Linked DNA regions of Homo sapiens: all the other regions are linked to region 1. A link is a loop called in an ENCODE intact Hi-C map of the cell type or tissue named here. Cell type or tissue: GM12878. All regions are shown on one strand. Region 1 overlaps LOC105371445 (a long non-coding RNA gene). Region 2 holds the start of SPRR1B (small proline rich protein 1B). Region 3 overlaps LOC101928009 (a long non-coding RNA gene). Region 4 has its middle 18 kb from the start of LORICRIN. Region 5 has its middle 5.2 kb from the start of PRR9. Region 6 holds the start of LINC00302 (long intergenic non-protein coding RNA 302). Region 7 has its middle 18 kb from the start of IVL.

Region 1 (4,000 bases):
CACCACCTCCATTCCTACTGGCTGTGGCTGGATTGCTTTTAAAAGGTTCCAGTCAAGGACTGAGGAATCTTAAAATGTTAAGAATAGCATCAAGGATTGTCTCACATTATAGATGTGCCAGTAATACATTACATTGCTTTATATAATGTCATATATCTTGTCAAGTCATAGCATATCAAATAGTTCTCTATTCAACACTTACATTATCTGACATAGTTGTTTTTTAAAAATTATTTTGTCATTAAACACTTTTCAGTCAAGGAATGTGAACAGTTCTTAGACATTTCTGCTGATTGTCTCCAAATCCTTTATAACTATTTTTTCAAATATTGAGGTTAATCTAATAGAAAAATATGCCAAAATTGTAAAGTAAGCTGTTGAAAACCAAAACAAAGCAAGAAACAAATCCTGACAACTGTCTAACAGCTGGTGCTGTGACTGGTGCTCCCTGAGTTGTGGACTGCACAATCCGGACAGCTCCAAGCAAAGGCCCCAAGGACCATGTGCAAAGTAACTATTATTTTACCAGTACTGCCCAACCAGAAAGAAAAAATACAGAAAAACAGTGGATGCAGAGACTAATTAATAATACTACAACTATCATCTGCATTTCATGAATTGAGTTTTGTATGTTCATCAAAATAACCCAATTTTTCTTAATTAACTAATTGATATAAATTTTAATGTAAAAGATAAATTTAAATAAATAAATAAGCTCTTATCTGTTTTATGTATAGTGGTCTCAATGTAAGTTGCTATTAGACAAATGGTTGCAGTTGTTAAAGTATTTGAAGGCTCTCAGAGACTATTAGAGATTCCATGCTTTGTTAATAGGTGTTCTGTGAAAATAATAATTACAAGTGATAATTATCTTCACAAATGTTGTAAACAATATAAGCATCATTGTGATAAAAATAACACATACTAATTTTATTCTTAGCATACAATCTGCATTTAAGAAAACAACATGCCTAATCAGAGAAGGCCAGAAAGTCACTGACAAATTATCTGACCTGGGAATACATCACCTGTAACTTGGGCATGAATTCGCATGCAGAGTTTCTGGTTCATCCTTGCCTTGATGTATAGTGTCTAATGGAAGGGAAAAACTCATCAATGCAATTTATCTTATTTTTCAATATCAGCATATACTTGAGATACTATTCAACGTTAGTAAATATGATTAACTTTACTACACACATGTATTCTGCTTTGATGTGTTACTGAGAAAATAAATTTGTGAGACCTTTGCATTTTTTTCTCAACCATAATACAAAGGGGCCGTTATCTGTATTTCTCGAACAAAGTTAAATGTATTATTTCATTATTAAATTTAAAATATGACATATATTGTGTTCAAATAACTTTGGGAAATGTAGTTCTAGAGCAATGTTATTCAAGCCTCTATTAGTAAGCAATGTGTATACTTTTATTTATTAATGAATTATCTGCACATATTACTATATAAATTTTAAGTACAATATAACAGAAAACAAAAAAAGAAAATTTTAAAAGTTGGGACGATAATTAGAAATACTACTTTGAGTCATGGTGGACACCTTCCCGTGTCATGCAGAGTCTTCTTTGGGGACCAAAGTTGGCTTAAATGAAAACAGAGCAACAATTACTAGAGCTAAACCCTCTGCAGGGCTTGGGGCCAACAACATGGTTTGCATAGTATGAGGTGTTGTTACACACCAGACCACAAGAGGGCAATCGCGGGAAGACCACAGGATCCACGGGGAGATGAGGCCCTCCAATCTACAAGCCAGCAGTGTGGCTTGGAACACCTCTACGAGCCTCATCTTAGACATTTGAAAATGGAAACAACATCAACAAAGACAAGAGACACTAAGTTGATCTATTTTGAAGGTTAAATAAGGTAATATATTTGAATTTTTTCCTAAGTTGTAAAGTACTGTATAAAATGTTTATTTTCAATAAATTAGAAGACCGATGAATCTCTTGCCTAATAATCTTATTAATCTTATTGCCTATCGATTTCTTGGATTTTGCTTCATGTGTCTATGTTCACATTTCTTGCTACCTTTTGTTCTCTCTGGCATTTTCTTGGCTTATTTTTCTTTTCTGACCGTTTATCTTTCCTCCCTTTCTTTCTGTCTCTGTCCCGAATTGGTCCTATGTAACTGCTGGCAAACTCTGTACCAGCACTCTTCGAGGAGCTTAATGTGTTCTATCTCATTTAATCCTCACACCGACTGCGTAGAAAAGTACTGTGTCCATCCTCTTTTTATAGACCAAGAATCTGAAGTTAAGAAATGTGTTCAAAGACGCAGAGCTGGTAAATTATAGAACTAAGCTTTGAGTCTAAGTTATTCCACTGTAGCAGCAAGTCAAATCAGGAGACAGAAGTGATGGAGTAAGTTAGACAGAGGGAATTTAATATAAGAATTAGTAACAATTAATAAAAGAAAGACTAAACTATAAGACATAAGAAAAAAGCTCAGGGAGGGTACCCAAAGAAGGACAAAAGTAGAAGGGGCTCTTACCTATTGGGAAAAGTGCGGTTTAGCTACCAGTCAGCAGAGAAGTGCTCTGGCTTAGCTAGATGGGGTGGGTCTGGAGTTAAACCCTCCAATAGGGGGCAAACAATAGGTCACCTTCCCAATGCAGGGCAAGGCCGACATTGGGAACCATGTGGCTTGGATATGCAGTGGGAGTCCAGGCTTACCTTCAGAGTACATGGGCAGCAAGCAGGCTTGCAAAGGGGGCCGCAGCTCTGTGTGGACTGCCCCTCCCCCACCTCCATACAGCTGATATGGGCAGCTGAGGCCATGGAGGGGCTTTGGTTTCAGGATGAGAAGGCTGTGAAAAGGTCATCCTCACACCAAGGCTGCAAGGAGGCAGAGGGATCTCGTTCTGGGCCCTTGTGGCGGGCACCACCGGACTGCCACACACTCCCCACTACCTGCCTCTTCCAACTGCAGTGTCCCTCCAGCGCCCCCTATGGAGAAAGTTTAGCATTGTTCTCACTTTAATGGAGAAAGGATTCGAGGGATTACATTGTTTGTCCCAGAGCACAAATCGAAGGGTGTGTTTGGAGCTGAGAGATAATAAATTGGTAACTGACACGCTGATTATCTCGCGCGCGCGCACACACACACACACACACTCACTCGCACATACACAGTACCATGGAGACTTTTGGAATTCATATGTAAGATAAATCAACTAAAGAGGAGTCATTGCTCATGCTTCAGGACTGTTACGGATGGCTGTGTTTTCCACCAGGAGGCAGCAAAGCCAAGCCTTCACCCAGACTGCAGCAGCGATGTGCAGTCAGGAATTACCTGAAGATTCTTATACTTATCACCTTGATGGGTATTCTTATATTGATCACCTTGATCATGCCTGAGGAGAAAAAAGAGGACCACAGTTACCTCCAGGAATAGTTATTTCTAATTGAAGTTGGGATCCAAGATGTAGAGTGTAGTTAGGAAAAGGCTGTGATACTTCAACCTCTTGAAAGCAGAAGCATGGCAGGGAGGACCTACTCCCAGATCCCAAAGGAGGACAGTTTAGGGCTTAGTTGAAGCCCGCAGCTTTAATTTTGGTTCCAGTTCACCTGGTGGGACACAGGAAGTACTGCTGGTCACCTAGCTACTCTATTTCAGGCTTTTTACAGACCACAAGAAGCTAATGCAAATTCAGAAATTATTTACAGATTGTTCAGAATATTGAGGACCCGAGATGGCCCTGTGCTTGTTCGGATCTTGGTGGCGACTAGCCCCAGAGGTAAATAACTCACTAGATGGGCCCAGGGATGGCTCGAGAATATATGCACGACTTAGGGACAGCAATCAGAGCAGGCAAGGAGAGCAGCCAGGAGGCTTGCCTGAAAGCAAGCACCTTTGTTTTTCCTTAGATTATTCAGTGACAGTTCTGTAAAACAGCAAAGTTTGTTAGTCAGGTCAGTCTTCTTACAATATTGAGAATGTTGCAATTGCCCATAATGAACACAAAGGTGCCTCAGCAGAGA
Region 2 (4,000 bases), 160 kb after region 1:
TCTCTCTTTCAGCCCACACCACCCTTCCTGTAAACACTACACCTGGGAGCAAAGGGTGTTCAGGGGGATAAAGCCCAGGTGACATCCTTGTCAGACAGCAAGTGCCACAAGTTTCATCACAAAAGTTGAGTCAACAGGTGGGTGAGGGAAGAGGGGTGAATCACATCTGACAGGTAAGGAATGTAGGCACAGCAGCCCAGATGGATCCTGTTTCCTTGAGGCAGGGCTTGTTCCATGCATAAAAAGCCAGTTGGCTGGGAACACTACACCAGTTCTAAGGGACCATACAGAGTATTCCTCTCTTCACACCAGGTGAGTCTCTTTACTTGGAACTCTTTAGCATCCATTCTAGGTATTTAATTTTTATTAGAGTCTCCTTGGCATTCTTGGTATTTTTTTCCCTCATTATTGAATTTGATCATAGCCATGCAGACTGTTCAACTGAATTATAACCTCTAGGAATATCTTCATTTTAAAAGTGTTCATACTGTAGGCTTGAAGAGAATTTAGACATTATCAGTTCTTCATTCACTCTTTCTGTGTCAGCAAGAAGGGGGTTGGTTTATTCAAGGATCCATAGTAAGTTTGTAATGGGATAATGACTAGAACCCAGGTCCACAGCACTTACCCTGGCATTATAATTCCTTCTTATTTATAATTTTAATACAGAGAATTTTATTCTTTCAACAGATACTTTTGTGAGAGCTTACTATATTTGGCAATTTGTTTGCAAAGAAATAATTTAAGCATCTATGATACTACAATTTAATCAGGAAATAAGAGCTAAAATGCATTGTATAACAGTAACTTATCAGTGCCAGGTGATTAGGGCAAGTTCTGTGACAGTTTGGGAATAGAGAGATTTCTGGAAGGTTTTTTCTAGAGAAGCCACTAAAAGTCCCATATGAAGCGATCTGTGGAGTTTGGTTAGTGCTTGAATGAGTAGGAACAAGGAAAACATTTAAGACAGAGGAGAACTTGAGCCAGGCCACAGGTGGGATTGCTTGGGGTTCTAGAGAGGTCAGAGTTATACAATAGATGATAAGCCATGCTATTTATCAGAAATGAGTGAGTAGATTTAATTTGTTAGGGTTTTTTTTTTCCAAAGAACCTCACATTTCCAATGGTCCAGTATTATGAGTCTCATATTCCTGCTAGAAGCCTGTTATTGTGCTGTGTAGGAAGAAAGAGAGCACCAGGAGAGGCCCTGCTCCAGTGGAGCAAGAGCAAATCATCTTTAGGTTCCTCTTCTTCAAAGGCTCAGAAATTAAATTAAGTATTCTTTGTGGTCAAGAAGGGGAAAGAACATAGCTTTTTAAGAGACCAGAAGTGGTATTCACCATGGCTTCTTCCCTATTATTCTCTGCTTAAATCATCTGTTCTGTGTCCAGGACCAGTCACTGTTGCAGCATGAGTTCCCAGCAGCAGAAGCAGCCTTGCACCCCACCCCCTCAGCTTCAGCAGCAGCAGGTGAAACAGCCTTGCCAGCCTCCACCTCAGGAACCATGCATCCCCAAAACCAAGGAGCCCTGCCACCCCAAGGTGCCTGAGCCCTGCCACCCCAAAGTGCCCGAGCCCTGCCAGCCCAAGGTTCCAGAGCCATGCCACCCCAAGGTGCCTGAGCCCTGCCCTTCAATAGTCACTCCAGCACCAGCCCAGCAGAAGACCAAGCAGAAGTAATGTGGTCCACAGCCATGCCCTTGAGGAGCCGGCCACCAGATGCTGAATCCCCTATCCCATTCTGCGTATGAGTCCCATTTGCCTTGCAATTAGCATTCTGTCTCCCCCAAAAAAGAATGTGCTATGAAGCTTTCTTTCCTACACACTCTGAGTCTCTGAATGAAGCTGAAGGTCTTAGTACCAGAGCTAGTTTTCAGCTGCTCAGAATTCATCTGAAGAGAGACTTAAGATGAAAGCAAATGATTCAGCTCCCTTATACCCCCATTAAATTCACTTTCAATTCCACTCTTGACTGTGTGTCATTGACTCTACAACTTCATTCCTTTCCCTCGTGAAGCGGGAGCTGTACACAGAGATGAGTTGGTGAAGAAGGGCTTTGTCCAGAAGGCATCTGATGCTCACATTAGGAGGGTGAAGGGCTGCCCCCACAAGCATTCCTGGGCTGCCTATGGGAGGTTGTGTAATGCCACCTAGAGGCTGTTGCTTTGGGCATCCAGGGCTGGAAAAGGGCTCTCCTCTTGCAACTCAGTGAGTCATGCTAGAGTTTAGTTAGCACTTGTCTAAGCTGACTCTGACTCACTAATCCTGATTGCCTTCTCTCCAAATCTGGCTTTTAGACTGCTAACTTACCAGCCAATTCCTGTTTATTTCAAGTAATGTTGTTCCTACATATGCTAACCTGCTCCTTCTCACTCATTTCTCTGATATCTACAACCTAGATTTCCAAACACCTCCAAAGATGCACAGACTCCGTTCTTTATCTCAGTTAGTCATTTCTAGTTTCTGAGTGCCAACTCTGGACCTGAAACAGAACAAAGGGGATTTAAGGTGCTTGCCAGGGGCATTTACAGTGCCCTGGAGGGATATACTTCACTCCCTACCCCACCCCTCATTCAAACACACATACACACATATACAACCACACACACAAGATCTGGAGTCCTCACAGAGTAATGCACAAAAGCTGATCCAGTTTGGAGACTGTTTCTTTCACATAGGTGGGAACCATGGAAGTGAGAACTGTAAAACCCACCCTCACCCCTCTCCCTGTAGTATCAACATGTTTCAAGTCAAATTAAACAAGATAGAGTTATCAACAGTGTATTCATATATATATGCATATATTTTTATATTGATGGAAAAATAGGTTGCTCTTGTATGTAACTGGGAGACAAAGCAAGTTGTTCTGCAGTAGCATAAAAGAGATTCTTTTTCTTAGGATGCAAAATGAAATAATAAAAAAATTACATGCCATTGGTATAACTCAAGAAATTGTGATATTTTTGATCACGGCATTTTTACTTGATTGCATTATTTAAAATTACAAAGCCTATATGAAAAATATTTGCCCTAAATGTTGTATTGCCCTAAGGGTTTTTTTGTTTAATTAGTAGGTAAAATCTACCATCATATCCAAATATAAGTGCCTCTAGCACCTAACCAATTAACCAAGCAGAAAAAAAAGTGTTGTAATCATGCGATTATTAGTCAGCATAGGTCAGCTGCTATAACAACACCCCCTATATTGTTGGGGCTCCATCAAGTAAAAGTTACTTTCCACTCATATAAAAGTCCAATATGGGTTTGTAAAGTCTTTGTTCCACATAGTCATGAAGACACACAGTCCTTCCTTCCTATGGTCTCACTATCTCTGAGTGCTGTGCTTTATGAATCCAAGCACAAGAACAGGGAAATAGACTGAATATAGAGAAGGTGTCCCTGCACTTATCCACTTGGAACAAGAAATGGCATGTATCCCCTCAGTTCTTATGGACTTGGCTAGAACTTGGTCACATAGCCCTGTCAACCTCACAAAGTTAAGAAATGTCGTTTACTGCTGTGCTTAGAAATAAGAGGAAGACAGAGATTTGGGTGAGCTCCTCAAGCTTCAGCCACAGAATAGCCTTCTTGTTCTCAAATATCCATCTGCTCCTTTGTCTCATAAGCAGAACACAATCCCGTAAGGAAAAAAAGCCTTATGGTCCCCATCAGCTCAAAATCTAGGATCTCTAGATGACATGAAATTCTCTCCATTACATTTTCCTATGGCTCCTTTTGTTCAGCAAATTATGAAACAAACAAATGGGCCATTTCTTCCTGTTACCCAGCATCCAATGGCAATGCAGGTACAGGAGAGCTAAATCAAAACTACCATGTTCAAAGGAAGATAATGGTGACACATGGCAGCCACTAGGCCTTAGTACTCTGAAATCCAACTGGGCAGGCATTGTGAAGCCACACTCTTCCCACTCCAATATACCAGAAGTGGTAGAAGTTCCTTTTAAGGTATTGATTCTGTTCTCTGAAAGGAACTCCTTTT
Region 3 (4,000 bases), 320 kb after region 1:
GAGTACACAAAGGAGCCATCAGTGTCAGGGCTGCAGGAGGGATGAGCATGTGACAGGCCCTGCAAGGTTCATAGATGTGTGAGTGCTCAGCATCTGGGACCAGAATTGTGAGCCTGGCTCTGCACAGAGCCCAGTCTGTTGGGGATGGACCCCAGAGACAGTTATTACTGCAGCAGTTCTCACACTACTTGGCCTTGAAAATAATTTACACACTTAAGATTATTAAGGACCCTAAGTAGATTTTATTCATGTGATTTACATCTATTGATATTTCTTGTATTAAAAATTAAAACTAGAAAATAACACATTTTACATAAGTAGATATTGCACTAGCTGGCAGAGTGATGATGTCATTGCATATCATCTACTCTCCGGAAAATTCTACCATAGACTAATGAAAAAATATGAGTAAAAAAGTCAAATAATGTCAGCATTATGATTAAAATTGTTTTGATCTCACTGACCCTACTGAATGCATCTCAGGGACCCCAAGGTTCCCACACCACACTTTGACAACCACTGGTCTAGGGCATGATTGTAGGCCAGGTCTCCAGGGTCTCAGAGCACAACACACCACAGTAGCACAAGTCTCAAAGGGTTGAGGACATTCTCCTTGGTCTCAGCTTACTTGTGGGTTTTATTTATGCCTGTTGTTTAACTATCCAGCTAAATTAAGTTCTGACCTTTAATTCAATAATCATTAATCAGAACCAATTTAGCACTGCTAAATTGAGTTCTGTACCATTATTCAACAACCATTGACAACAACAGCTAGAAAGCATCTAGTTTATAAAACCTGAAGACAAAGAGAATAAGACACTGAGGCTCACTAGAGAAGCCTCCTCGGTTGTCTCCTGCAGCAGTGGGGACACACATGTGCTGCATGAACCATTAGGCTGATCTGACGAGGGCTTCTATTAGGCACAGAGGGCATGTGGGATGATGTATTGAATGTATGTCTTCATAAGGGACAGCCTTGAATTATGTGCAGGCTTGTGGAAGCTGAGGAAGAAGGCAGAGCAGAGGATGTCTCCTGGGTTCCTATCTGGGTTTCTTCCTTGGGTTCCTAAGTGCAACTGGCAGGAGTTTCCTTGGGAGCTAATCATATTCAGTGATTATGGAAGTTTGAATCTAATCATATTATATCCCAGTTCTCCTCCCACCAGCCACACAATAGCCTCTCCCTTATTTCCATGGAGGCAAAACCACATCATAGTCAATTGAAAAATATACCTGAAGGATAAAAAATTTCAAGAACAATCAAGAGTGGAGATGGAAGAGAAAGGATAAGAACTAATTTTATAGTAGGATTGGGAAGGTCCCCCCAAATTGCACCCACTTCCCTTTTGCCTAGTCAAGATTATAGGTTCCTGGGTCCCTTCACTGTGCACAGGAATGTACCTGCTGGTTGATTTCAGACTGAAACAAAGAGTAGAGCTTCTGGTTCTTGTTCTAAATCTTGTTATTAAACTCTTCTCCTGGGCCTAAATTTTTCTCAAGCTCTTTGCATTGTAGGTATGTAGAATATATTTTTCTCTACAATTTCCACAGCTTAAAGTCTTTTTGTTTAAGTTTAGCAGGCAGAATTTCTTAAATAAACTTTAAGCTGACACTACTGCCTGTGTAGGTAAGAACCCCCATCCATCATCCACTGTCCGGCCCCAAACCACTGATGTGTTTCTAGCACCACCACCTGGGAACTGGTGGTATCAAAAGATCAGAGCTACCTGGGCTATGCCTTGGCAAGGAGCACAAGGTGCGTCCTTTGTGAGGCACACACTAGGACTAGGTTTCCATTTCTTTATTTTGAGAGATTAGGTAAACCTTCTCCTTGTCCGCTGACCAGCCCAGGAAGTCTTGGTGGTGAAGAGAAGAAAAGGATGTAGCTTTTCTTACATCCAATAAGATAAACAAATGCAGCTAGAGGACAAAAGACTGGATAAACTGCCACAGGATGGTCGATATGCATTGACCTAGAAAGAGACAGAATCCCCTCTACATCATTCCTGGAGGTGACAGCTCCCCAGGAGGTTTTCTGTGACCCACTCACCCCCACCGATCATCCAAATGGATTTCCACAGCACGCTGAACAAACTTCAGCCATATTTCCCCACACTTAGCTCTGTGCCTCAACATCAGTGACCACACTCACTCTTGCCTAGACTGCAGAGTATTTGTCCAGGTTGCTCTGTATCTTCATTCCCTATGCTGCCCTCAAACATGTGCATGCACACACACTCACACGCACACACATGCACACATGAGGACACAGGCATGCATATGCACACACAGGGTCTAGCCTCTGGGAGAGGCTCAATGACTTTAAACTTCATTTAATCCTAAAGAGCAGAGCTAGAGGTGGTGTGAGTTAATGTTAAGCGATTTCATTTCAAGTCTCCGAAAGAGATGGTGGGATTGGGGTGGGGGCATATGAAAGATGCTAAACACCCAGCCCAGGAATCCTTATAGAAGAACTGTTTCCTGGAGATGAGGAGCTCAGCAAGTCCATTCTGCTTGTCTCCTCTCAGACACCAGGAAGTCCCAAAGACCTGAGGTGCTGCTGAGTAAATTAGACCTGCCTCCATATCCCTTTCTCTCACTCCCACATCTCCATCCAGGGCAGCTATCAAACTGGAACCCCACTGGGGGCTTAGAGCAATCATACCTCCTCAGGTCTATGAGGGCTGCATGGACACCAGAGCCCCTTGCACACTTCCTGGCCACCATGCTCCAGCCCACAAGATGACAGCTGTAGATGAAGAAACCAAAGACACAGATCACAGACATGATTCTCTTCGACCTGAGCTGGAACTTAACTTTCTTGGATCCCATGCTTTGCTCCTCCTTCTGCATCATCTTGAGCTTGTACCCAGGCTAGGGTAAAAAAGGCCTGGGAATTTTACTCTTTCTGATGTTCAATTCTGATTCAATGATACAATGTCAAACTGACATGTATTAACCTCCTGAAAAAAAAAGAGAGATCAGATTTTAAAGTAACTAGGAATAGCATAGATGAAGAAGAGAAACAGTCAATAATAGGAGAAAAGACAAAATGTCTGCATAACTATTAATAGAATATATCAAAACACAGGAAAATTTGCATGACATTCTAAAAGTCATTTAGTCCTGCCTCCCATCAAATTATTCTCCACCAAAAGGCCTTCAAAAGATTAGTTGGCACTTCATTAAACACTTGCTGGGCCAGACAGTTGATAAACTTAGGAAGTGCTGCTACTGGCCTGAGAAGAGGGTGTTAGCAACTTCTTCCTTACCTCCTGCCACTTCCACCCACACGTGCTGCTCCCACTCTCTGGAACTTTTGGGAGCATGTCTTCATAAGGTACAGCCTTGAATTATGTGCAGGCTTGTGCTCCCTCCTCCAAACTTTTCCTTCCTCAGACTAAAACTCCCCTACTCCACTTTCCATTTTTTAACAGGCACTCTATCTTGGTGCTTCCCAAACTTTTTGCTTTTTTTCTGAATCATTGCAATGTGAGAATGATTGTCTCAGACAGCAGCATCCGTAACCAGCCTCAGCCCTCTGAGTTTGGAGTAGACATGGGCAGGCATCGGCTCCTTGGTGCAGCCCCAGAGATACTCCCCTTGGCTGAGTGCTGTGCTCCAATGGAGGCAACCATGGCTTTGATCATGGCAGTGAGTGAGTGGGAGTGAAGGTCTTAGTCCCCAAGGATGGAGAATTAGGGAGAGGAGAGGGAATATCTCACATGTGAACATTCAGGAGGAAGCTCCTCCACTGCTGTCACTAAAGCATAAAAGTTTATCTCCTGTTTTTTGCAGTGTATCATCAACACAGGAAAGATGACCTAGCAGCAGCTGCAGCAGTGCCAGATCCCCTGCCAGTCCCCTTCTGGGTCCCCAAGCCCTGCTCTGTACCCCACAGCTGGCAGAAGTGGACTTCCTCTCCATGCTAACAGGAATACCACCAAAGCCAAAGAGGCTCTTCTGAAGCCTCCCTTCCCCGCAGCATCTAGGCAGTACG
Region 4 (4,000 bases), 410 kb after region 1:
ATGGCTCAAAACCATTATGCAAACTGAGATTGTCATATTAACGTTGATTTTATTTGGGTATTTTCCCTTTTTAAACTTTGTGTCTGCTACGTGTTAAATTTTTGCAGAAGTACAACTCTTAACAGAATAATGCTGCTCCAGCACTTTGAGATGATAGCAAAAGACTACAAAACAGATGAAATTGAACTTAATAATGGATTCCAGGTAGACTTAGCCTGAGGGCCACTCCCTTCAGAACTCCCTTGTTGCTCAAATGTGGCTTAAAAAGTTTTGATACTGACTTCTAGCCACCATTCACTCCTTCCAATATGGGATGATATCAGTAATCCAGGACAGGCCTTTTTTGGCACCAATGGACATCAAAAGCTAACTACAGGATGACTAATTAGTGGCGCTTTTGGAGAAAGATCTTGATAAAAATAAAAATTAAAAATCCCTAACAGAGTCAGGGAAGCCCCTAAAAAGAAGGTTCTCATGCATAAATGCCTGATAACAAAAACAATCATGAAAGACTGCAAAAACCAGGACTTGTACAAAGGCCATTGCAACCTTATACAAAAAATACTTCTGCTGAGGACATCTGCCCAGCCTTGGACTGGCATCACCCTTATTATTAATCCTTGAAGCCAAGGATAATGATCTGAAAACAATTATGTAATCATCCTCATTTTTTCTTTGAAAACCTTTGTCTTCCTTTACTTCCCTGAATACGCACACATATTTTCATTGCAATGCCCTATTCCCAAATAAATATTATTTTCTTTTAGAAAGCCTCTCTGCAGCTGTTATTTAGGTTGACAGAGGACAATGGCAGCTAGCAAGGCCTATCTTGACTAATTCAACTTCCAACCAACAGCATAGAGGAAGATGTCCAAACTAATATGGGGAAAAAGTTAAAATTTCTACAATAGAGGGAAGTACGGATATATTAATAACCCTATACTAATTGGCATATACACTGCAGTGGACTGAATTATGTCCCCCTCAAGATTCATATGTTGACACCCTAACCACCACTTTGATTGTATTTGGAGATGAAGGCTTTGGGAGGTAATTAGGGTTAGATGAGGTCATGAGGATGGTACCCTGATCTGATGGGATTACTGCTCTGATAAGAAGAAACACCAGAACTTGATCTTGCCTGCTCTCTCTCTCTCTCTCTCTCTCTCTCTCTCAATACAGTGAGAAGGCAGCCATCTGCAAACCAGAAAGAGAGCCCCTCACCAGAACCCAATCATGCTGGCTCCCTGATCTCGGACTGTCTATCCTCCAGAACTGTAAGAAAACAGATATCTGCTGTTAGAGCAACCTGTCTATGGTATTTTGTTATGGCAAATGAGCAGACTAATACATGGACTTTGTGACTACTTAGCAAATAACTAGCATAAATTTGATAAATGAACAAATGAAAGACTTCCCTGAATTATGTGGCCAGACCTATGAAAAGCAGCACTCAACAGTTCCCTTCAAAGCTGTTCCCTCTGTTACTAAAGAAAGCATTTGGAGGTGGTGAGTTCCTTGTTAAATAACATGGAAAATCCTTTGGTGGATGGCAGTTAAATAGGAGGTAGAAGTAAGTATGTGGCAATGTCTTTATTAAAAATTTTTTTTAATTGTCAGATCTACCAAAGAGCCAGTGTGATATGCCAGAAACAGCCCAAGACGTGGAGTAAAAGAACTGGGTTGGGGACCCAGGGTCTCCAAGGTTTAACCTTGAACAGATCATCCAACCTATCTGAGCCTCCATGAAATGAAAGTTGTAAAGCCCACATCACACAGCCACTGTGGAGCTCACAGCTACAAATCCCTGTCTAGATGAATGGAAGTCATTGTTGTTGCTTCATAGTCTCAACCTATCTGAAAGTCTCTGATGCAGTGTTCAGGTGCCACCTGCATACCACACGTGGCCAAAGGCAGACTTCACCTGCTCCCTGCTGGTGAAGAGCAGCACTGCACCTCCTGTCTGACACTGGAGCCTCTGCGACCTGAAAGTTTGCTGTTCCCTTCCACTCTAGCTGGTATTTGTCTTACTCAGTTGCAGTGTTGAACTGGTAGCCTTGTGGGTATTCATTATTTTCTGACAGGGGCTCCCTGGGTTTAGTCATAATTTCCACACACAAAAAAGGGATAGAGTGTCCCTGTATCCCTCATGGACATTAGCAGCAAATAAATAGCCTGGGCTAGAGGAAAGTGCCCTGGCTTTAAAGTCAGACAGGCTTGAGTTTGCAGACCCTGTCCCATGCCCTTAGCAATTAGGCCACCTTGGGCTCCCCGCTGGCATTCATTGAGAGTTGTCACCTTTCTTTTTTTTTTTTTTTTTTTTTTGGTTTTTTGTTTTGTTTTGTTTTTTTAATTTTTTTTTTTATTATACTCTAAGTTTTAGTGTACATGTGCACATTGTGCAGGTTAGTTACATATGTATACATGTGCCATGCTGGTGCGCTGCACCCACTAATGTGTCATCTAGCATTAGGTATATCTCCCAATGCTATCCCTCCCCCCTCCCCCGACCCCACCACAGTCCCCAGAGTGTGATATTCCCCTTCCTGTGTCCAAGTGATCTCATTGTTCAATTCCCACCTATGAGTGAGAATATGCGGTGTTTGGTTTTTTGTTCTTGCGATAGTTTACTGAGAATGATGGTTTCCAATTTCATCCATGTCCCTACAAAGGACATGAACTCATCATTTTTTATGGCTGCATAGTATTCCATGGTGTATATGTGCCACATTTTCTTAATCCAGTCTATCATTGTTGGACATTTGGGTTGGTTCCAAGTCTTTGCTATTGTGAATAGTGCCGCAATAAACATACGTGTGCATGTGTCTTTATAGCAGCATGATTTATAGTCCTTTGGGTATATACCCAGTAATGGGATAGCTGGGTCAAATGGTATTTCTAGTTCTAGATCCCTGAGGAATCACCACACTGACTTCCACAATGGTTGAACTAGTTTACAGTCCCACCAACAGTGTAAAAGTGTTCCTATTTCTCCACATCCTCTCCAGCACCTGTTGTTTCCTGACTTTTTAATGATTGCCATTCTAACTGGTGTGAGATGATATCTCATAGTGGTTTTGATTTGCATTTCTCTGATGGCCAGTGATGATGAGCATTTCTTCATGTGTTTTTTGGCTGCATAAATGTCTTCTTTTGAGAAGGATTCCCTATTTAATAAATGGTGCTGGGAAAACTGGCTAGCCATATGTAGAAAGCTGAAACTGGATCCCTTCCTTACACCTTATACAAAAATCAATTCAAGATGGATTAAAGATTTAAACGTTAGACCTAAAACCATAAAAACCCTAGAAGAAAACCTAGGCATTACCATTCAGGACATAGGCGTGGGCAAGGACTTCATGTCCAAAACACCAAAAACAATGGCAACAAAAGCCAAAATTGACAAATGGGATCTAATTAAACTAAAGAGCTTCTGCACAGCAAAAGAAACTACCATCAGAGTGAACAGGCAACCTACAACATGGGAGAAAATTTTCGCAACCTACTCATCTGACAAAGGGCTAATATCCAGAATCTACAATGAACTCAAACAAATTTACAAGAAAAAAACAAACAACCCCATCAAAAAGTGGGCGAGAGTTGTCACCTTTCTTAAGTTACTTAGTCTTCTAAGAAAATACCAAAATATTAAGAGAAGCAAAACAAACAATTCATATGACTTCAAAGATTGTAACTCCATCACTGTGGAAACAGAGTTTCCTACAGCAACCATCTTATAGATACAGATTAAGAAACTCAGGTTCAGAGAGATCAGCCAATCTATCCAAGGACACTAAGTTTATGTTTGTTTCTATCTTTATTATTGCTTATTTTAACTGAGGTCATCACCTTAAACTTGACGAAAAGCCCATTATGGTAGAGGAAGAATGGGGAGATGCAGAGAGAAGGGGTGGAGGACAAAACTAGGAAGTCATTTTCCACAGAAAAAGGCAATTCTGCTTCAAGGAGCCCCCAGCAGAGATTCCCAGTTTCCTTCTGG
Region 5 (4,000 bases), 350 kb after region 1:
CCAGCATCAAAGGCATGCACAGATTGGAGTCCAAGATCAGACACCCAGGCATTAAAGGAAGCACGAGGCTAATGAACAGGGAGAGTCCAGACTTATCAGAGAGAGGGGAAATCTGCTGATTACAGGGGAGGCCTCTACGGTTAGGAAGGGGACAAGTCTGCAGATTGCAGATAGGAGAGCAAACGCCAAGCAGCCAGCAGGCCTTCATCTAGCTCTGTCATAGGAACCTCCACACCTCCTCATCCTCACAGAGGTCTGCCCCAGCCACTGCCTGGGCCACTGCTGCTGCAGCCTGGTCTCTTAAGACACAGACCAGGTCCACAGCCACAGAGGCCACAGGGACAGCTAGGACACAGCATTCAGACTTCCCCAGCTGCCGCTTCTGTGCTGAGCCTTTCAGGAAGTAGGGAGGGGCCTTACCAAGGAAAGCCCTGGATGTTAGGGGTTCTAGCTAACAGTTAACTCAACATGAGACAATAGTGGATCTGTGGGCCCCATATGCCAAGAGGAAAAAATACAAACAGACAGGAATTCACAGGAGGAGCTGTGGATTCACTCAATCACTCAAAATATTTATGGAGAAACTACTATGCCAAGCCAGACTCTGGAAACCTGCGACAGTGCCAGGAGGTGGGCAAGCAGAGCAGTGGCCTGAAAGACTTTCACATCAGGAAGAGTTGAAAAATATTTAGTCTACAAAAGAAAATACCCAAGGGAGTGGGACAGCTGAACTCAAATATTTTAAGTGCTTTTATGAGGGAGGAGTGAGATTTTTGTGAAGTGCCAAAGAACAAAGTTAGGACCCATGGGCAGAAATCATGAAATTGGGCTCAGTTTAAGAACTTTCTTATAATGAGATCTATTGGACTGCGACAGGAGCTGCCTTTAGATGCACTGTGTCCCATGAACTGGAGGTTTGCAAGCCAGTAGATGACAACCAGCTCCTCCCAATCCATCAAATACTGTGACTCCTCTAACTGTAACTTGTACGTGGAAATGGGACCCAGGGGCAGGGAGCCTCCCACGAAGGGAGATTCAGAAGACCTGACCGCAAGCTCAGGAGACAGGAAGTTTCCCTGGCTTCCAGAACACTGCTGGGAGGCTCTTCGGGGGGCCCAAACTTCTGGGGACCAGCAGAATGTGTGACCATGGCTTGAAACTAAAAGAAAGGAGGAAGACAGGTAAGTCATGGGAAGAGGCTCCCCCAGATTTGGGGTTTTCTTAATGTTTTTGGACCCACAAATGCTTCAGCCCTGAGAAGCACCCTACAGTAATTCCTCACTGCTTTCTAATCTCGTTCTTCCCAGCTGGGTTTAGTGTGCTCGCTCCCTTTTACATCTCATTTATTTACCATCCAGATACCCTTTCTCTTCTGTACCAAAGTGATCCGCCTGTTCTTCCACCTGACAACCCATCGCAGATTCCTTTCTGCCTTCACCTTCCTCTCTCCCACCCAGGACTCTCCCCTGTTTGTCTCAGCCAAACCAGGGGTTTCAACCTGACCTCCAGGAAGCCCTCCATGGTTTCAGCCTAGCTCCTAAGTACTGCAGCTTGGGCTCTGTGCTGCAGTGGCCGCAGGGGTCTGCAGCCCTCTACCAGCTGCCTGTATTTGAATGACACATGTCTCCTGTCAGCATGAGAGCCCAGATGACAGCTCCTGGGGCTGGCTGTGTTCTTGCCTGACTTCACAGGGCCCATCACAGTGAGGTCTGAGACACCTGTACGGCTGGCCACCAGCATGCCCCCTGAGCAGAGACAAAGCGGGGTGCTGGCTTCTAGACCACCTGGACAATCTCTTTTATTGATAGGGTAACCAGCTCATCTTGATTTGCCTGGAACTGTCCCAATTTTAGCACTGAAAGTTCTGAATCCTGGGAACTCCCTCAGTCCCCGACAAACTGGGATGGTTGGTTGCCCTAAGCACCTGTGTGTATAAGACATGATGCTTTGTTCCAGGTGGGGGAGCACAGAGGGAAAGCAGATGAGGCCCTCCATGCTGGAGGAACTTATAGCCCAAGGGATTTTTCTGGAAAACTGTAAACCCAGGAGGCCTAGTTCCCACTGCCTGCCCCCTCCATAGCCACATTCTCCATGAGCAGGGGTGGGGGCAGCAGGGGCTGGTGAGGGGTGATCAAATACTAGATCAATGAGCAGGTTCCCAGCCTAGGCCTGTTTCAGCATGAACTGGCAGGTCTTGACCAGGAGAAGTGGTATCGTGGGGGCCACCACCCCTATTCGACAGCAGATCTGGACTTGTCCACTCCTGCTCTCCTTCTCTCCTACGGACACCTGCCTCACATCTGAAAATGGTTGAAAGAAAATAAGTGGCCAGCTGGCAGGGCCTTCTCAACTCAACCTCCCTCATCACCCGGTTCCCAAGCCAGCCTCATAACCTGTCTTTCCTCCTTTAGAAGCCGCTGGGGACCGTTTCTCTTCTCTTCCCAACAGCACCACCTGCTGGCCATAGAGGCACTTGGCCTTCTACTAATCACACCCAGTCTGGCCTGAGTTGGAGATGGCCGCACACACTCCGGCCGTCAGTGCTCCATGTGGAGAAGACAAGAGTACAGAGATGCAGCATCTAACAGAGTCAGAGGAAGGCTATATGTGCAAGACAGAGTTACACTATTTATAGGGTGGGAGCAACACGAATAATGGTTCAGGACATAGGCTCAGGAATCAGACTTCTGGAATTCAAATCTAGACTCCACCACTTCTATTGTTCCCTTAAAACAAATTTCTCCTATGTGAGAGTAAGTGACACAGAATCTCCTATGAGCCAAGCACTGGAGTTACAGCAGCGAACCAGATACACAGAATCCCTGCCTCCCAGAGCTCACATGAGAAGGAAGACAGACAAAAAGCAACTCAGCAAATGCATAAATAAGAAAGTGAAAATGAAGAAAATGAAACAAAGTGGTGAGGAGAGACCAGAGAAGAGGGGTGCTCTTTAGCTCGGGTAGCGTGGAAAGGCCGATCTGAGATGGGGATGTCGGAGTAGCGACATGAACAATAGGAGGAGCCATCCATGTGGGATCGGGGTAAGTATCAGCGCAAAGAGAACAGCAGGTACAGGGAGTACTGCAGGTCAGACTGCCCCTGGAGCCTTAACTCGGATGCTGCATTTGAAGGTAGACCCTGGCCAACTTTTAGTTCATCCAAATTAATGTGAGAAAAAGAGCGAGGTCTCTGGGCACCTTGTCACATGAGCTGTGGCTGAAGGAAGGGGGCGTTTCATCCAGAGATGAGGAGACTTAGAGACACACAGTGGCTGTCTTCAGGCCTGTCAAATGTCAAAGAGAGAGGCAGTGGATATATTCTTTGTGATCCCAAGGAGAATAGCATGGATCAGTGAGTTCTGGGCACAGAAAAGCAGATTCTGCTCATATCAGGAATAAAATGGCCCAGCAAATGAAATGAGCTGCTCATGAAGTAGTGATCCCACCATCCATGAAATATGCAAGCAGAGACCAAATAAGTAGCTGAGATTATAGGAAGTGTGGATGCAATGCTTTTAATCTTTAATTATCACCTACTCTTGCACTTGAATTGCTTATAGGTTACCACAAGATTTTGCTTCTCTCTGAATACAGTAAAATAGCCTTTGTCAGCCAGTCCCTGAAGGGATGTCCGCCCCAGGGTTGGGGAACATCACAGCAAGGCAGGAGAAAACTGGCTGTTGGGTACAGAACACGCTTCTTGTCAAACCCGGAGCAGACTCTGGCAAAGATGAAAAGCGGAGGTCCTCACCTCCCTTTCATATGCTCCCCTTTTCTGTCCCAGCACCAGAAGATGGAACTTCCTTTTCCTTACAATGGTCTAAGAAAAAACTAGTCTAAGCAATTAGAGAAAATATCCTACAATTCCCAAGTCCTAAAAGTTTTTATGTTGCACATCCTGGTAATAAAAATATTTCAGCCTCACCAATAAACATATAAAAACGGTGTTCAACCTCTCATTATTCATCAGAGAAATGCAAATGAAAACCTCAAAGAGATAC
Region 6 (4,000 bases), 220 kb before region 1:
TTTGACCTCCATCACCCTGAAGACCTGCACTCTCACAAGCTAAATAAATAATTGTTCTATGCATTTTGTTTATTACGTTGTCGTTGTGCACTATAATTGAGGCCATAGTTAACAGATATATTCCTGAACTCTAATCTTAGTCTCATCAACCATAAAAAGCTTTGCAGCGTTCTAGAGACTTCCCACTTAGGTTTTAGCTTATTGTCCTACATATCCCTGAACTTGTCAAATACCTTAGGGGAAAACTAGGTGTGCACTTGAGGGCCCCCATGTCTCTGCTACAGGCTCAGTTGATTTCTTTGTCTCCCAGCTATGTTCTTTCCATGCTTAAAATCTGGATTCTTAGTGTTTTACCTGCCCAGAATTGACAAATACTCTCAGGATTAAAAGTGGTTGCAGAAGTCAGCTCCTCTCCCTGGAGTCTTAGCTCCTCCAGTTCACACTGCTGCAGCACTTCTCTGCTGCCTTCCAAAACACAATTTCTGGTTTAATCTGAGTTTTATAGTTATGTTAGTTAGGAGAACTGGTCTCTCAATAACTATTTCATCTTATCTAATGAGGAAAGTTTGCAAGGGAAGGTATGTTTTGTAATTAGAAAATCTACCAATATAATCAGTGCATTTACAGATTAAAGAAAAAACAAAAAGATCATCTCAATAGATGTAGAAAAAAATTTAACAAACTTTAATACCGTTCTCAATACAGACCTCTGAAAACCTGTAATCAAAGAGAATATTCTTATTCCACTAAACAGTAATTAGCAAAAGTCTGCAGCATGTGTTCAGTCAGCCTTCTTGAACTGGAACTCACAAGTTTAGGTTATTTTTTCTTTTTCTTCATTTTGACTGACACTAGAATTTTATGAAATTTTTTGTTATCAAAAGACATTTTAAAATCTATTAGAGCCAGGCGTGGTGGTATGTGCCTGTAGTCCCAGCTACTCAGGAGGCTGAGGTGGGAGGATTGCTTGAGACCAGGAGTTTGAGACCAGCCTAGGTGACATAACAATATCTCTTAAAAAAGAAAATATATGAGAATAATCGTGCTTCTTCTCCTTGCTTGAGCTACAGATAAGCACTTTAAAAAAAAACATAAAACTGCTTTCATTATATTGCCATTACATTTTTAAAGTCAGATGGACCTTAGACAGAGAAACTGATGCTCACAGAGGTGAAATGACTGATCCCAAGTCACAAATGAAAATGCAGGCAAAGCCAGAGCTAGAGGACTTTTTTTTAAATTCCCAGTCTGCTGTTGGACCCTAAACACTTTGAGCCTTGCACAAAAGCTTGCACTGTCTCCTTGCTACTGATAGAAGGAAGTCAATTAAATAAAAAATTTTCTCCTAATTTTCAACTTCATCTGCTGACTACAACTTGGCTTTTAAATATAGTCTTCCTCCTTCCATTTTTCAGCAATGCAAACCCTCAACTGGAGTCATATAGATCTACTTACTCTGCATTTACTGACTTTAGTTGCACTTTTAAAGTGTGGAATCATGCACGCATCCCTGCTTGAAACATGCTTCTCTATTTTCTCCATCTACCCCAGCAGCTCTCTGTGGACTGATAAACTCTTGTCTGTCAGCTCCAAACCTACCCTTCTGGGCTCTACTTCGTGATGCTGGCCTGGGCTTTGCAACCGTGGTTCTACTTCGCGGGCAGTCCTCTATTAGGTTTTGTCACTAGGGGGCGCAAGAGACGCAGAAGTCAGGAGAGAAAGAAAGGCCTGTAAGTGTCACCCTATAGATTTTTTTTTTTTTTTTTTTTAATCTGGCAGCAGCAGTTGGTTCCTGTTCCCAGTTTTCTCCACACTTCCAGAACTATCCTCTTCTCCTTTCCTCAGAAGCACCGGCCCCACTAGCCAGTGTCCCACCTCAGAAGCTTGGGTTCTCGCTCTGCAGGTCTCTCCTCTAAATTCCTAGGTTTCAAGAAGTCCATCTCCTTTCCCTTGTTCCCTATCCTTAGTGTGGCAATAGCTGTTCCGCGTGATGCTAGAATTCTCCATATTTGCCTTTTCAATCCTCTAACACCTGTTTAATCCAATGCTTATTGTTTCTGTCAAAATAAGGAGTGTTTCTGTTTTCCTGAATGGACACAGACTGATACAAATCTCTAATAGGTTAACATGGAGGAACTGATGGACAAAAAGAATATCCTGAAATAATAATGTACTTATTTCATTTTGCGAACTTGTAACAATTTTACTGGCAGAAAAATGTGACTTATAAAGTGAAAATAGGTCTATATAGTTCAAAAGCAATTGTACCTGACGTTTTAAGAAATCGTAGATATTTATACTATTTCTTGCTAGCAGAAAGTCATTGAAATGTCAAATGTTTAAGTAAAATGTAAGAGTAAAACATAGTTTCTTAAAATTGGGAAGACTTTGTGAAGGGAAAGAGTGTAAGTATCCAGTTCTTACAGAAGAACTTTGATAGACAGGGAGAACACCGACATTCAATGAATGCAATAGGATCCCTTATTTTGAAAAAACATTTAAAAAAAGAATCCTCTTTAAAAAGTTACAGTTAATATATGTTTTTGAAAAGAGAAAGAGAGTGAGAAGCTGGATCACAGACTGAATTAGGAAGAAAGGAAACTTATTTATTTATTTCCAAGAAGGAACAGGACCATAGAGTCTTGAGAAACCAGATTCTTGTCTCAAGGGTCAGGAATCCTATGCCGCTTTATGGAGTCCCAGCCTAGGAAATAATATACTTTGATGAGATTTCGTTCTCTAGCTTCAGAAGAGTAACTCAGTATCTCCCTGGGAAGGATGGATTGAAGAGACAGGGAGGGAAATGTCAGGAATTACCCTGCAGATGCCCCAGTATGGGAGGAACCACTTCCTGCTCCACCCAGAACCATGGCTCACTAAGGCCCAGTCAGGCGAGTGCCTGCCTATAAAATGTGTGTCAGGACCCCGCTTCTCATCTGCCCTGACACCCTGGGGACTGCCTGCTCCACACCTGGGTCTGACCAGGGTGAGTGGATCTTTTGGAACCTAGACAGAGCACAACTGAAAGGGTAAGTAGCTGTTGAAAATCACAGGGGGAAAGGAAAGACAGGAAAAAAGAGGGTAATAGGAGGAGAGATGTTGGCCTAGGAAGATCCAGCCTGGGAATTAAGAGTCCCTGGGAATTAGAGGGATTAGCCAATCCAAATTCTTGCCAATATCTGGCTTCTGGCAACTGAGTCAGCTGGCTGGGGAGGGATTATTCCACGCTATTCACATCTCATAGATCCATTTCTAGATGCTTAGAGAAGATGGCAGAGGCACACAGAGAAAATGGCAATACCCAATATTACCATGAAATGCCAACTGGTATCCTTTCCTCTACCTCAGATATAATTCCCTCCCTCCTTCCCTTCCCCAATCTCTTCCTCCCTCCCTTCTTGGCTACCTTTCTTTTCTCCTTTATTTATTCATTCATATATTATTCCTATATCACCAGCTATTTATTGAGCTCCTACTAATTACCTGGTGTTATTCTAGACATTGGAATATAGAAGTATGCAAAAGAGGGGAGGATAATCCCTGCTCTTGTGGTGCTTCCATTTCAGGGGGAAATCTACATTTATTGGACATCATCTATGTGACAAGAACTGTGCCATATCTTAGAGACAGAGAAATGAACAAGATGGAGGCTTTGGCTTGACTGTGTGTGTGTGGGGGAGGGTGGGGGGTTATGATTTGTTCAATATGTCAGCAGCCCCAGGGTAGATTCCAAAGGAGGAAACAATGATCTAAGATTTAACAAGTCTATAAAACACCTCTATTGGCTTTTAGGTTGACTGAACTCCCACAAAGATGTCCTGCCAGCAAACCCAGCAGCTGTGCCAGCCTCCTCTTAAAGGGCCCACTACCAAGTGCCCCCCAAAATGTCCCCCTAAGAGCCCTCCTAAGGTGCCCTGTTCAAGTCTCTTCCTGCTGTGGGCCTAGCTCTGGGACTGCTGTGGGCCTAGCTTTGGGGCTGCTGTGGCTTCAGCTGATGTTG
Region 7 (4,000 bases), 56 kb after region 1:
GAGCTGTGTATTCCTGTGGATAACAGGCTAAACCGCACCCTGAAGTTTCCAAGGGCCATCTAGAACATATATTAGAACTGTTTGCTGGAGATACTGAAAAGAATGCTTGCTCTCTGTGTACTCCTATGTCTAGTAACCAGTGGTTGTCTGGAGGATGTTAACCTCCTCACGTTTCCACCCTGTGCTTCCACCAGCATGACTGAGTAGTCGGCTGTGAGTGTTCCACAGCCTGGCTGTCAAGAGCCCTGGGGCAGATGTGAGAGACACCTAGTGCAGCTGAAGTGAGGTGCTGTGGGATACTCCTCAGCATAGGTGGTTGCCATAGCTACAGCCTGGGTAAAATGGTGAGCTGAGAAAACAGGAGGAAGGGCATAAAAAATGTTAGACTGTAGACATCTAGAAAGTTTGACAGGAGATATTTATGGACCTTATAATCAGAGTGTCTTCCTATTGCAATGGTCCATTTCCCTCCTTGCAATAATCCTTTTGAATAAAGTCTCTCTACAGTAAGAAAGTTCAACAGCAACTGATTAATCTTCCTAATGTTTTCTCTTTCTCATTTAAGTCTGAGATTTATTACAAATTCGGTTCTTTTTGTAATTTCTGTTTTAATTATAGTTACAACCCTTTTTTAACTTTCCATATTAACTTTTTTCTCTTTTTTATCTTGGTCAACATTTTTAATTTTGACTATTTTTTTCACCTTTTCAAAGAATCGGTTTGGCTTAGTCGATTCATATAATATATCTTTGTCTTTTATTTTATTAATTTTTCATTTTATATTTAGTATTTTCTTACATATACTTTCTTTTTTTTTTTTTTTTTTTTTTGAGACGGAGTCTCGCTCTGTCGCCCAGGCTGGAGTGCAGTGGCGGGATCTCGGCTCACTGCAAGCTCCACCTCCCGGGTTCACGCCATTCTCCTGCCTCAGCCTCCCAAGTAGCTGGGACTACAGGCGCCCGCCACTACGCCCGGCTAATTTTTTGTATTTTTAGTAGAGACGGGGTTTCACCGTTTTAGCCGGGATGGTCTCGATCTCCTGACCTCGTGATCCGCCCGCCTCTGCCTCCCAAAGTGCTGGGATTACAGGCGTGAGCCACCGCGCCCGGCCTACATATACTTTCTTTAGCATTTATTTTTTAATTCCACTTTCCTGTATTAGATCATTAATTTTCAGCCTTTCATATTTTATATAAACTTTTAAAGTCTTAATTCTCCTTACTTTTATTGCTTTTTCTGTATATCTAGTGAGTTCTGATATGCAATATTTATGCTACTGTTTAGTTCCAAGCATTTAAAAATCTCCTCCAGACTGTCCTGTCCAGGAGTAAAAGTTACGGTAATGCCACAATATCACACATAGGAAGGACAACATTGGCTCTTATGCCTCAGAAATCAACATTTGGACCATTCTGCTAGGTAACGGAAATAATAAAAATAATAAATAATTTATAAGCAAACAAAACAAGCTGACCAGGTGAGGCACTGCTGTGGAGGTTAAAAGGATGTCTGCTGGAGTCACACACTTGAGATTGAACCCAGCTCTTCTGCTTACATTCTATGTGATCCTGGGCAGGCTACATCATATCTCTGATCTGTTTCTTCATTATTAAAATGCAGACAAAAATATTGACCTTTCAGCATTGGTTTCGTTATTAAATAACACTTGCAAAGTACTTAGGTTAGTGTCTAGCACACGAAAGGGGCTCAGCAAATGAAAGCAGTGGTTCACACAGCATATTTGGGATTTCAGAAGTTCCTTTTGTTTTCCTCTGTGCCTTTTACTCATGTCTAATTAGACCATGAAAACAGACTTTGCTTCTTTCTTATGTGTTAGGAATTTTTCAAAGCATTTTGCATTCTTGAACCCATTTAATCCCTTAAAATGAAACCCAGTAAAGGGCACATATTCTGTACTAGGAAATCCTAACTGATTTTGATTAACTTACCAGCTAAAGCAAACTGTGTCTGTGGGGAAATGAGGAGGTTGCCCCAAAGGACTACAATGATAGGCTTTGGCTTGTTGCTTTTGGGATGTTCCTAGCACAAAGGAATAAAAATACAGTTTGAGCAAGAAGCTATAATGGGTGGCTCACCACTGGTAAAAGCTAGCCAAGAGGAAGAGCACTCAGGATGCCTGCTAGCCTTCCAAAGTATCTGTGATCTCTTGCTACCCTCTAGGGCTGTGATGTAGAATTGCAGGACCGAGAGAAAAGGGCTTCACCTGAGGGAGGCTCCTAAATGCAAAGCTTGGGCATCCAGGGTCTGCGTGAGACACCTCCAAGAAAACGGTGATGAATAAGGAAATTTGTGCCCTGAAGGATTCAGACAGAGCAAGGATATGAAACAAATGCATAAAGTACTTTTACTAACAATAACTGTGCCCCATTTATTGAGTGTTGCCACACGTCAGTCAGTGTCAAAGGCTTTACATGCATGATCTCAACTTTCTGGTGCAACAATGCCATGATTTGGTATGATTATCCTCCTCATCTGAGAGACAAGGACACTGAGGTTCAGAAGGACAAGTTGCTTGGTCAAGGTCACCCAGCTAGCCACTGAAATTCAAACCCAGTTGTCCAAATCCAGAGCTCATGCCTATACAATGCTTTGGGCACTGAGGTGGGAAATCCCACAGAGGCTTAGGGTACGCTCATGCACCTTTCTGAAGGAGATGGTATATGAACTGGGCTTTGAAGAATAGGTACTGGGGGATGAATACCAAAAGAAGATGGAGCAGAGCCCCAGAGGGAACTGAGTTAGGCCTAGATGGGGTTGGAGGGACACTGTGGGTGTGACTGGAATTAATGGTTTAGTTTGTTGGAGCTCAGGAAGCCAAGGGAGATAAAATAGAGATGCAGGCTGACCTTGATAATATTTTGTATCCACTACGTCCTTCCATAATTCTTTTGCAATAGGCATAAGGGAGCTGAAAATCAAGTAAGTGGATGATTTCCAGCCCATGTGGAAAGACAGATCCTGCCAGCCTCATGCTTACTCTTACTGGACAGCAGGGCAGCACCAGATTGTTCAAGAACTCTGAGGGGCAGCAGTGGGATAACAGGATGAAGTTCATGTTAAAATGCAGTAGGACTGGTCTGAGGCAGAAGCACTGCTAGGGAGACAGGCATCAGGAGAAAGTCCTCTGGCAAGAGGCCATGTGGCTACAGTGACCCTCTCCTCTGGATCTCACATGGGCATCTATGGTCTAACAGAGTTGAATGTGCTTAGATGGACAAAAACATACTTTTTAAATTGATGCACTTTTCCAGAAAAACCATGATGTACAATACATGGCAAAGAGATCTGCATTTGTCATGAGTAAGTAGATCATAGCTACCTTACTAAACACTAGTTTCTTCTTGACTAAGTTTAGAATATACATTTATAATATACATGTGTATCCTGCTCCCCTCGCTGGGTTCTGATAAGGATCCCAGGTAAGGGAGAAGACAGGAGCCTCAAAAATTGCCTTGGTTCTACAAAATGGGAGAAAATTTTTGCAACCTACTCATCTGAAAAAGGGCTAATATCCAGAATCTACAATGAACTCAAACAAATTTACAAGAAAAAAACAAACAACCCCATCAAAAAGTGGGCAAAGGACATGAACAGACACTTCTCAAAAGAAGACATTTATGCAGCCAAAAAACACATGAAAAAATGCTCATCATCACTGGCCATCAGAGAAATGCAAATCAAAACCACAATGAGATACCATCTCACACCAGTTAGAATGGCAATCATTAAAAAGTCAGGAAACAACAGATGCTGGAGAGGATGTGGAGAAATAGGAACACTTTTACACTGTTGGTGGGACTGTAAACTAGTTCAACCATTGTGGAAGTCAGTATGGCGATTCCTCAGGGATCTAGAACTAGAAATACCATTTGACCCAGACGTCCCGTTACTGGGTATATACCCAAAGGACTATAAATCATGCTGCTATAAAGACACATGCACACGTATGTTTATTGCGGCACTATTCACAATAGCAAAG

What was found. Peaks named below come from ENCODE experiments on the same cell type or tissue, not always from the same donor. Only the 100,000 strongest peaks of a DNase experiment are listed, where the experiment ranks them.
Region 2: a loop joins it to region 1, with 2.3 times the contacts of the local background. A loop is called at or near these places in 9 of 110 quality-filtered maps.
Region 3: a loop joins it to region 1, with 15 times the contacts of the local background. A loop is called at or near these places in 15 of 110 quality-filtered maps.
Region 4: it touches region 1 in a loop (5-fold over the local background); 8 of 110 quality-filtered maps call a loop at or near these places.
Region 5: a loop joins it to region 1, with 8 times the contacts of the local background. A loop is called at or near these places in 53 of 110 quality-filtered maps.
Region 6: it touches region 1 in a loop (11-fold over the local background); 11 of 110 quality-filtered maps call a loop at or near these places.
Region 7: it touches region 1 in a loop (10-fold over the local background); 19 of 110 quality-filtered maps call a loop at or near these places.

Annotation. Positions count from the first base shown.
Region 1 is chr1:152,868,302-152,872,301 of GRCh38, forward strand. It overlaps LOC105371445 (a long non-coding RNA gene), which reads right to left. Exons shown (of 4, transcript XR_922150.1): 2 at 3,770-3,903; 3 at 2,693-3,372; 4 at 1,029-1,092. Among named protein-coding and RNA genes, the nearest start is that of SMCP, 8.0 kb to the right of the region's middle. In GM12878, CTCF peaks have their summits at 1,713 (motif pointing right) and 3,273 (motif pointing right); a DNase peak (open chromatin) is centred at 1,690; H3K4me3 peaks cover 486 bases; H3K27ac peaks cover 538 bases.
Region 2 is chr1:153,030,936-153,034,935 of GRCh38, forward strand. SPRR1B (small proline rich protein 1B) reads left to right here and starts at 268. Exons shown (of 2, transcript NM_003125.3): 1 at 268-312; 2 at 1,392-1,965. The coding sequence starts at 1,411. The coding sequence ends at 1,680. In GM12878, a CTCF peak has its summit at 2,156 (motif pointing left); DNase peaks (open chromatin) are centred at 1,361 and 1,923; H3K27me3 peaks cover 126 bases.
Region 3 is chr1:153,191,214-153,195,213 of GRCh38, forward strand. It overlaps LOC101928009 (a long non-coding RNA gene), which reads left to right. Exons shown (of 3, transcript NR_110685.1): 3 at 1-463. It also overlaps a transcript of SPRR2G not described here. Among named protein-coding and RNA genes, the nearest start is that of LELP1, 10 kb to the right of the region's middle. In GM12878, a CTCF peak has its summit at 1,701; no DNase peak of the experiment used is centred here; H3K27me3 peaks cover 140 bases.
Region 4 is chr1:153,276,134-153,280,133 of GRCh38, forward strand. No RefSeq gene overlaps it. Among named protein-coding and RNA genes, the nearest start is that of LORICRIN, 18 kb to the left of the region's middle. In GM12878, a CTCF peak has its summit at 1,927; no DNase peak of the experiment used is centred here.
Region 5 is chr1:153,220,791-153,224,790 of GRCh38, forward strand. No RefSeq gene overlaps it. Among named protein-coding and RNA genes, the nearest start is that of PRR9, 5.2 kb to the left of the region's middle. In GM12878, a CTCF peak has its summit at 2,468 (motif pointing left); a DNase peak (open chromatin) is centred at 2,414.
Region 6 is chr1:152,652,519-152,656,518 of GRCh38, forward strand. It overlaps LINC00302 (long intergenic non-protein coding RNA 302), which reads left to right and starts at 2,959. Exons shown (of 2, transcript NR_145430.1): 1 at 2,959-3,029; 2 at 3,793-4,000. It also overlaps the pseudogene LCEP3. In GM12878, a CTCF peak has its summit at 1,682 (motif pointing right); a DNase peak (open chromatin) is centred at 1,677.
Region 7 is chr1:152,924,110-152,928,109 of GRCh38, forward strand. No RefSeq gene overlaps it. Among named protein-coding and RNA genes, the nearest start is that of IVL, 18 kb to the left of the region's middle. RefSeq lists silencers at 2,127-2,176, 2,187-2,266. In GM12878, a CTCF peak has its summit at 2,191; no DNase peak of the experiment used is centred here.